Linked DNA regions of Homo sapiens: region 1 is linked to region 2. Evidence: read pairs that join two places in POLR2A ChIA-PET (ENCODE). Cell type or tissue: PC-3. All regions are shown on one strand. Each heading gives the region's core, and the rest is flanking DNA. Links, peaks and the distances in the headings are about the cores only.

Region 1 (5,020 bases), core at 1,345-3,844, 530 kb after region 2:
ATTGCTTGAACCTAGGAGGCGGAGATTGCGGTGAGCCGAGATGGTGCCATTGCACTCCAGCCCGGGCAACAAGAGCTAAACTCCATCTCAAAAAAATAATAATAATAGTAATTAGATATAATCGTTTTTCATTAAATTCCTTCACTAAAATCAAATGGTAACTGTGCTACTTGATACCTTTACTTATAAATAGTGTTTATGTTATATGGCCAAGGTCAGTATAGGTATTGTTAATGTGATAATGGCATTTGTTTATTAATTTGTTATTTATTGGTTATTGGAGCAGATTACTAGAAGGTAATTCAAGTTTTTTGACTATTCTGTGTTCTCATCCTCAGTAATGATCATTCCAGGTTGATAAAGATCTGTTCTGTTTTTTAATAGCTCCAGAGGAGAAAAGTTTATTCTCTTTTTGAATGATTTTTTTTTTTTATGTATCACTTCGGCACCTATTCAATGTGTGCACAATTACTATCGCCCAGGAGCTCCTGGCTGATTACTATGATGTGGCATGAGCCCAAATTTGGCAAGGTTCACTTCCCAAGGCTGGAATCAGGGAAAGACCGGTGATGGCCAAAGTGGTCCCAGAAGGAAGGGAAGGAATTTATTTATCCCTACACTGCTGCATTTGGAAGGCTGTTGGTGAGGAGGGAAAGGAAGGGCAAACATTCTAGACCAAGGAGTTGCTTGACCGAAGACACACAGGTTGGGGAAGAGGAATAGGGTATAAGAGTGTGAATGGGACAGAAAAACAAGAGAGTTCCACAGGGCCCAAGGCTGGGAAGCAGGCTGGGGGACAGGTAATAGATGCTGTGCAGGGGAGTTTCAGCATGAGAACTGCCATTTCAGGTTTAAACTCTATTCACTGGGCTTGGATACAATGAACACCCCTGTCATGTCAGTTTATACCCATTTCTTCATGTTCTGACACTTGAAAACTATTATTTTTTAGATAGGATTCTTGAGTATTTTAATTTTTCTAAATAGTGACACATACAGTGTTTCTTTGATTACAAAAGTCTGAACCGAAGTTGTTTAAAGCTATTGCCCCTTTAGGACCACATATATCTGACTTTTATCCTGGGTTATGTTCTCAAATGTTCTGGAGACAAAAGATTATAGGGCTTTTAATCTGTGACCCTTGAATTTTCATTGTTGAGGTTTGTTGTTTGTTTGTTTGTTTTTTGCTGTTGCTGCTGTTTTATTTTGTAGTGGGAATTTAGACAGTAATGACAGAAAGAAGCATGTTTCATTAAGTGGATGATCCCATTCAGCAACAATAATACTAATACTCCCACAGAGCCAAAGCCTTTTTTCTGGGTGGATGAGTGTTTTATAAAAGAAGTACCTCAGGACTTCAGCCTCTCTCATTCTCCACCAGATGGAGTTTAACAGTTTGGATGGAAAGTCTGAAATGATTTTCCCTTGTGATATCCCGTTTTTTATGTCTATGTATAAATGTATAATGACTAATTTGGAAATAGCGCTATCAATTTATTAAACTAGGAAGCATTATTTCCCCTGGAATTAGTTTCTGCTCTGGCCCAGGATCACTGTGGTGTAGAACTTTCACCACAGAATAGCCTCTGGTAAAAGATGAGGCCTGTACTTGTCCTACTTTAACGCTTCTGTATATGTTTTAAAACCTTGCCCCAATCAACTCTATAAGAATGTTATAAAGAGAGCAGTGTGTTATGAAGTGTTTCATTTTACTAACAATTTTATTTTCCAAAGAAAAATGCAAATGATTACTATATTAGACATACAGTAGGAGTAGAAGAAGTGGCTGACTTAAAACATGATGAAGGAGAATAAAATGTTTCTGGTGCTACAGTTTCAAGTTTTGAAGTGGACAGCCCAGCAGAACAAAGCTAGGGAGACCTGGGGGCTGGTCACTGTCGAGTGAGCTCATGTGCCTGGTTCCCCCCTGCATCCTCTTCACACCCCGATGCGTCTCCACCTCCCTCATCATAGGGGATACCTGCCCCTCTTGGGGAGCAGGCTCTTGGCAGCAGCTCTTTTGAGAAGTGAGCCACTATGTAAAGCCTCTGCCATTCTTGAGAGTCCTGCCTGACAGTGTATTCTCCATTTTCTTAGCCCAGTCAGTGAGGATAAGTGAAAACATTGTATCGTGTAAAGTGGGATATTTTAACACACAAACTTGCTGTCTTTTCCTTTTAATGGTGAACAACCTTTTGTGGTATCATGGGGTCTTGATATCATCTCTCATCTTCTTAATCTAACATAATTCGAATATTAGTCATGTTACACAAACAGACTGCTAGAAACCACACCGGGATTTCATTTGCTGTGTGTCAACAGTAGAAATTCAGGACAATCCTCTGGTTTTGCCAGCAGTAAGTTTCCACAACAGTTATCAAAGTCAGCCTCTTTTATTCCAAACAGTGATTTTGGTGGCTTTTCAGACACCTTTCATTATGTCTTCACACCTGCAGTTATCGAAGGATGTCTGGTCTAGCTATATGAAAACTGAAAATCCAAAATAACCCAGGAAACTCTTTTATTTCCTGGGTTCTCCCAAACACAGTCGAAGTATGTCGTTTCATCATGCTAACAGATTATAGATGACTATTAGATAATATAGTGCTGAAAGAAAAATGTCCCACATCAGGAGCCACGTGTCTTTTCAGGAACCAGTACTATGAAACATCAAGTCTTGATCAGTATGAAAATTGTCTTCTCTGTTTTGGTAGGTACACTTCCTGTTTCCTAACAACAGGGTGGTAGTGACATCAGTAGTGGGGTCCTGCCGCATGTGAAGAGGGAATATTAGACTCAGCATGCTTTTCTGAAAGTGATGTATACTTGATACTAATAGGATATTTAAGAACATGCCTTATATGTTTGAGTCTTGATGATCTCTGACATGGAAAATGGGGTAAACCTTTTTTTAAAAAGGACAAAATTTGGGAGACCTGATTGTAAATCTAAAAAGTCACAACCCCTGCCAGAGTTTGCAGAACAGTAGCCAGAAACCTAAGGATTGTGTTTTTAGGTTTATAGGACACATTTGGGGGCTTAGTCATTTAACTGATCTTTTCTGTAGCATAAACATAATCATCACCAGGAAACGTCTCTGAGCTTTCATTCATTAAACAAAATGTACTAAACACTTAAGAGGCAGTCAGTGTTACTACAAAGCACCCCAGTATAGTACTTATTTTTTAAACATCATTACCACTTGGTAATATCTCCGTCAGCTCATAGCGTTCTGGAAAAAGCCCAGGTCTTATGCTGTGTTTGTGCTGAGTTGCTCCCTTACATGTGCATTGTTTTGTTTTTCACTAAAGGTTTTCTCCATATTTCTTTCTAATTAATGTCAGTGTTTTCCAAGCATTATCTTCAGTCTTTTCCTTTTAAGGATCCTAGACCTGTTCTCTACTCTGCCAACCACACCATACCCAGGTTATCATTCACCATCATATTGTGCCTGGTCCCTGGTTGATAAAGAGTGTTCATTAAAGGGTGATGTGAAAATGATGTGATGAAAGGCCACAGACCCCTTCTGAATTCTTTACCACCCTTAGCAACAGCAGGCTGCGCGGTACCTGTCTTATCTTTTAGCAGATGGAATTCATGTTCTAATTCTCAATGGAATAAATTAGGGGATGTTGGGAAACGTTTGCGTTTAATGAAGCAGGAGGAATTATACATTTTTATAAGCCAGCCATTAAAATGTGGACATTCGGCATTTAAAAGAAGTTTCTATTTAGTTTAAAACTAGCAACTTGAGCTGCAATGATAAGAAATGCTCATGGGAAGCCTAATCCCTCTGCTCCACTGCACATTCCCTTGTTTTCTTGCCATAAAACATGATATAGCCTCGGGAATTTTGTTCTCCTGTTCTTGGGGTATTAGTGACTACATTTTAGTTTTCACCTTTTGTGTCAAAATTCAAGCCGCCAGCAATTTGCTTTTCATCCTTTGATCCGAAGAATGTTTTCGTCAACAAATGCTGGACTTCAGTGCACGGAATGTTAATGTGTACCCTCAGCCGCCAGCTAGGAGAACCGTTTAATATGACGAAGTGCAGTGAGAAGCATTATTCTTGTTGGAGTTTAAGTACTTACAGTAAAGATGATGTTTGATCACAGGTTTTAAAACCTATATCACATTTACTCTTAAAAATAATTTAGGTGCATTTTTAAAAATTACTAGCAAAGCTTTTTTTCCAAATGAAACCTGTAGAATATATTATCATCGGGATTTTTATAGAACACATTATTACTCTTTTTAAGAAACACTTCCATGTGTAGAATATGAAACCATAATAGGCTTTAGGATTTATACTTAAAGCAGTGCTAATATTATTTTGAATGACACGCACGTGACACAGTATTTTGGTTTACTTCCTAAAGTTAAACATTAAACTCTGCCCCATTATGTTTTTAATGATGATTTTATCTTTAAAATATATATATATAATTGTATTCACATTCTTTAAAAAAATTTTTTCCCTAGGTTGCCATTGTTTATCTGGCTTTCAGAGCAATATTTCTAAACATATGTGAAAAACAAAAACAGGCAAACTTCAACAACAAAAGAAGGTTGCTACTGAGTGTACGTGGGCCAGGTTGCTACCCTCGGGAGCCCCTTCTCTCAGGGAGCCCCTCCTGCTGCTTTTGCGACTCCGACTCTTCCAGCAGGTGTCACTGTCTGGCAGCAGTGGGCGAGCAGGTTGCGGTTCACCTGACTCATCTTCAAATAATAACTTTTAAAATTTATCTTTAGGGAAGTTGTTTGACGTAAATGTATCAAAACTTTGACAAAAATGTTGCTACATCATATGCCTGATTTTTCCCTCATGAATTGAAATTCACAGAAAATAAAGGAATTAATCTTGTGCTGATATAAAATTTTATTGAGTATTAGAAACATTTGTTTATAATGAGAGGGGAATGTGGCTGGGAGGACATAATTAAATGAAACTTTTAGGACCATTTATTTATGAATTTGCTAAGCAAATATAGATTCCTTAGGTCTGTTCTAGAGTCTCTGA
Region 2 (5,020 bases), core at 872-3,371:
ATTTGCATTTAAAACTGACATTGTACAATGTAAAGATGAACCATAAAATTCATGCTAATAATTTAAAATTTTAATTTTTCTTGACTTAGAACAACACTAAACAGCAGATTTTTTTTTTTAACATCATGATAAATTGAGACACTGCAGAAGGAAGGAAAAAAGCTTTATTTTATAGTACCTTTGACAATAGTTTCTTCCCCCACTTTTAAACAGTTTTCATTTGCACTGGGTCTCATGAATACAGAGCTTGCTGTGCTGGTGATAAATAGAAATTTTGGCAGAAACACATCACATGGTCGTTAGGCTTAATCTTGGAGATTTGTGTAGCTTATGTCTACTAGTGCTCACATCACCTCTACTTAGGATTTCATTTTAGCAATTGTCTTTTTTTGGATTCCCCCAGAAGCATACCAAGATGAGAATTAAAGTGGGGACGTGGTGGCCCTGACAAGAGAAACCTGTGTAAAGGGCTTACTGGAGAATACAGAGGGTGTGGGAATGATGAAGTAGTCAGGTTATTCAAGGGAGCTGAAGGGGCCACTGAAAAATGTTTCATGAGAAATGTGTGTACTTTCCTCAGCAGAGGCTATGCCGCCTGCCCTTCCCCTCCCTTTCTCCATCGTTTCTGGATGCTAGGACTTCAGAATTTGTTTAGGAGGAGACACACATTTGTGATGGAAATCACAGTGTTATGGCTGAATTATGTCCCTCAAAATTAATATGTTGAAGTCCAAACCCTCAGGAGTCCAAACTCTCAAGAGTGTGACTGTATTTGGAGATAGGGACTTTATAGAAGTAATGAAGTTAAAAAGTAAAGTCATGAGGGTGGGCACTAATTCAATATAACTGGTGTCCTTCTATGAAGATGAGATGAGGACATAGACGTGCACAGAGGGAAGATCATAGGAGCGCACAGGGGAAGATGCCATCTGCAAACCAAGGAGAGAGGCCTCAGGAGAAACCAACCCTGCTCACACCTGGATCTCGAACTTCTGGGCTCCAGGGCTGTGAAAGAACACATTTCTATTGTTTAAGCCCCGCAGTCTGTGGTACTTTGTTATGGAAGCCCTAGCAAATGAACACACGTGGTTAGAAAAAAAATCCATCAGGAAACATGAAACAGAGTTCCTTGCTAAAATGACCTTGGAAGACATGATGAGAGATCAGAATGCTAGGGCAAGAACAGGAGATGAGTCTACAAACCTGGGGCAAAACTGGAAGAGTTCTGAGGGCCAGCTCTGCCACGTAGTGGATTTGTGGTCTTGGGTAAGGTACTTAATCTCTTGGTGCCTACATATTGTCGACTGTAAAATGAGCTTCAAATACAGTATACATGATAGAGATGCCATCAGAATTAAATGAGATAATGCTTGCAAAATGCTCAATATGTTAGCTCATCTTGTTTTTCTGTAGGAAGTAAGAACTCCTTAAGGACTAGCATCATGTTTTCTTCTGCTTTGGAAGTAAACTGGAAGCATGTCTTGAGTGTTAGCCTTTCACTTCAAGGAAACAAATCTGTGTGGAAGTTGAAGTCTAGTTGGGGAAAACCAGATACACAAAGGAAGTGATGAAGCTAGAATGTGCAGTTCATCAGTGGATGCTTACCACTTACCAGAAACTGTGTCATACACCTGATTTCATACCCATCTCATTTTAATCCTCTACAAAGTTATGAGATGGATGTCTTTGCCTCATTTTCAAAGATGTGAAAACAATTGGCTAGAGTGGTTAAAGGATTTTTCCAGAGCCTGCTGCCAGTAATTTACGGAGCAGGAATCAAACCTAGGTGTGTGGGTATCAAATTCATTTATGCCATGACTATTAAAATAAAACTTCCTTTCAAATTATCTTCCTAATTACCCTGCAAGGCAGGTGAGGACCTATTGCTAGCACCATTTTATATATTAGGAAAATATGACCCAGGAAATCCTGAACCATCCAAGTACGTACCCAATGTTAAGTGTAAAGCCAACTCAGTTCCAGTGAGGTTTTCTGGCTCGTAATCTGGTGATATTTAGCTACTTAGATACTGTTTAGATATTCAGATTCTCAGTGAGTGACTCACAAGATTATGTCTGCGAACTGTGGCTAGATTTCATTTTGAAGGAAGTTTTGGAATGCCACTTTTCCTGTATAGGATGGGAAACCCATTGATGTCAGCCACGATCCCAGGGCAGCTGGAGTGCTGTGGGCCCAGCATGGGCTTGGGGGTCAGAAGACAGAATTTTTGCTCTGGTTCTGCCACAAATTGGCTGAGTGACTTTGAACACTTCATTCTTCTTGGCCATGAGTTTCTCATCTGCAATTTGGAGAGACTGTACCGAATAATTTCCAAAATCTGTTAAAAATCTGATTCTATGAAATGGAATCTCCGGTTGGGCCTAAGAAACTAGTAAGAAGCCCAGAGACGTATGGAGGTAGAGATTGCCCTCTGTTAGTCTCAGCAAGAAGGAAATCACCTTCCCCACAAAAAAAAAACCATTTTATAGCTGAAATTGCAGAGAAGCAGTGGCACAGGCAACATTGGTGGGTGGGGGAAAAGTCCTTATTAAAATCTTGGTTACAGGAATAAGTCTACTGGGGACTTAAAGAAATCCCATTTGCACTCCAAGGATCAGCAAGTACAAATCCTACAAGAACTCTCTGGCCATAGAACAGAGAGTCCTAGAACAAAGCCTGTTTTGATCCTTTGTCTTGGTTAAGGGTGACACCATATCTCCAGCATAAACGACGACGATTGCATTGTTCGCATGCCGGTAATAGAAAAGGAAAACACAACCAGGCTGTTTGGTTAGTTTTGGCATGCACAGTTCAGGGTGGGAAATGCCCTTGGGTTCTGGCTGACCACCTGTTATTTAATTTTTTAATAAGTGTGCCAGCTTCAAAATACCAGAGACTCTCCTTGAAGGGTAATCACAAAGAATTGAATGTCCTGGTATTTGGAACAAGCATTCTATCTAGCTTATTGGCATCATAGCCCTTACTGTAATATCAGCGATAACAGCAGTAACCGCAACAAGAGCCCATGTCAGGTCCCTGGGGATCTCCCAAAGAAAACCTTTCCATTTATAGCAAAAAACAGTAAAGAAGCAGGGATCTGAGGGGGAAACATAGATAGTTTGTTCCCGTGGTAGCACTTCCCTCGGTATTCTAGTGCGGGATTAGTGGGCTTCAAAGTGGAACTGCCTCCAGCCTCAGTGGGCCTAGGACCATGCCCATCAGTTATCCACTCTGGTTTTGGAGGTCACTGTGTGATCTTGGGCTGACCTTGGAAGCTTCTGACTTACCGGCCTGAGGTTCGCATAATTGCAGGGCTTCTATGTTCTGACGGCTAAACTGGAAAGCATGGTATTCATGCTGGATACCTCGTCCAACAGGTGTCACCATGTGGTCCATAGACCGGCAGCATTAGCATCCCTCTGGAGCTTGTTAGAAATGCCCCACCCTAGATACAGGGAATAGGAGCCTGAATAAGATCCTTGTAACAAGATCCTGGGGTGATTCATTTGCACATTTTAGTTAGAGAAGCCCTGAAATGAAACCATACCACCCTGCATATCTGGGAGGTAGATTAGCCATTCACTGGCCCAGGACTGTTTGGTTGTAAGAAGAAAGAACTTACTTTGGAAATTCAATGGGTACAATCAGAGCTTTTCTGTTTTCTGCTCTGTGATATTACCTCTTTTCAGCCAAAAGGAAAAGGTTCTTTTATTTAGAAAAAAAAAGTATTTGGGGAAAAAATAGCTGAAACAATTCACATAAAAGAAAAAAACATGCTTAATATCTCCACTTAAAAACACATGAATAAATAAGTTTAGGTCCTCTTGCAACTTTTCTAATCCTACCTTCAAAATTATCCACTGTTAACCAATTTCACGGGTATCCCACCAAAAATACTATGCTTATATTTGCATTATATACACACACACACACACACACACAAACACACCAGGGAGATCATCCTTAATGATTGTTTTTCTACATACTTCCTAAGCTAGGACAATGAAAACAAAAATTAGAAGGAGCCCTTTGAAAGGCCTTCCATTTTAAGTCTATTGGCAGCTCGATCTGAGAAGCATTTTTCTTAAAGAGATGGGTGCACAGGAGGCGGAGCTTGCAGTGAGCCGAGATCGCGCCACTGCACTCCAGCCTGGGCGACAGAGCGAGACTCCGTCTCAAAAAAAAAAAAAAAAAAAAAAAAAAAAAAAAAAAAAAAAAAAGAGATGGGTGCAGAGGGCCTTTTGCAAAGTGAGTCAACATGAGCCCCACAGAGTGCAGGGTGTTGGCCGGATGGCCAGCTCCCCTGGCTCTCATTTCTGCTGTCATCATTTTTCTCCACAGCTCAAGCCTCATGAAAGCTGCAGGGTACCCTCAGATGCCCCATGTCCTTCTGGAGTTTACAAATGTGGCTCAAACACGGTGGGTAGGGCCAGTTGGGATCACAGGAACTCACGCTACACTCCCGGTGAGGTCATGAAAGAGCCTGAGTCCTGCTGCCAGGAGGGGTTATTTCTTACCAAATGGTTTCCAGTGGTTTCACAGAATTCCTTATGCACTCTAAGCCGGAGCTTTCATTCCTGAACACTACAATTCAGGGCCTACAGTTCATTCCTCAAAAATGAGGCCATAATTCAGTTGAGGTCATTTGTTTTCTAATTCCTCTTCAGTATCTGTTTGGAAAATCACTTACTTAGCTTTCTTCATCCACTCACAGTGTCATTACTCTGAACTTTTAACATAAGTGTGTGTATGTGTGTGTGTGTGTACACATACAGTTTATATATATATACACTTTATATACATACGTATATGTACACACACACTTTTTATGTATTTATATATTTAAAGTATATACTTTATATATACATATATTTGAAGTATTTATGTATATAAAAATATGTATATATAAAGTATATCTGTAAAGTATAATATATATTATAAAGTATATTTACACCTAATTATACATACTTGAAATATATATACTGTATATATGTATATAAAGTATATGTATACATAAAGT

What was found. ChIA-PET counts read pairs that join two places held together with the same protein. Peaks named below come from ENCODE experiments on the same cell type or tissue, not always from the same donor. Only the 100,000 strongest peaks of a DNase experiment are listed, where the experiment ranks them.
Region 1: POLR2A ChIA-PET joins it to region 2 with 5 read pairs; 1 of 35 experiments calls an interaction of 5 or more read pairs at or near these places.

The regions. Positions count from the first base shown.
Region 1 is chr6:12,146,355-12,151,374 of GRCh38, forward strand. The region is part of intron 7 of HIVEP1 (HIVEP zinc finger 1); the gene reads left to right. Among named protein-coding and RNA genes, the nearest start is that of HIVEP1, 140 kb to the left of the region's middle. In PC-3, for the core only: a CTCF peak has its summit at 1,407 (motif pointing right); a DNase peak (open chromatin) is centred at 2,287; H3K4me3 peaks cover 1,178 bases; H3K27ac peaks cover 2,245 bases.
Region 2 is chr6:11,611,955-11,616,974 of GRCh38, forward strand. No RefSeq gene overlaps it. Among named protein-coding and RNA genes, the nearest start is that of TMEM170B, 77 kb to the left of the region's middle. In PC-3, for the core only: no CTCF peak of the experiment used is centred there; a DNase peak (open chromatin) is centred at 2,087; H3K27ac peaks cover 1,318 bases.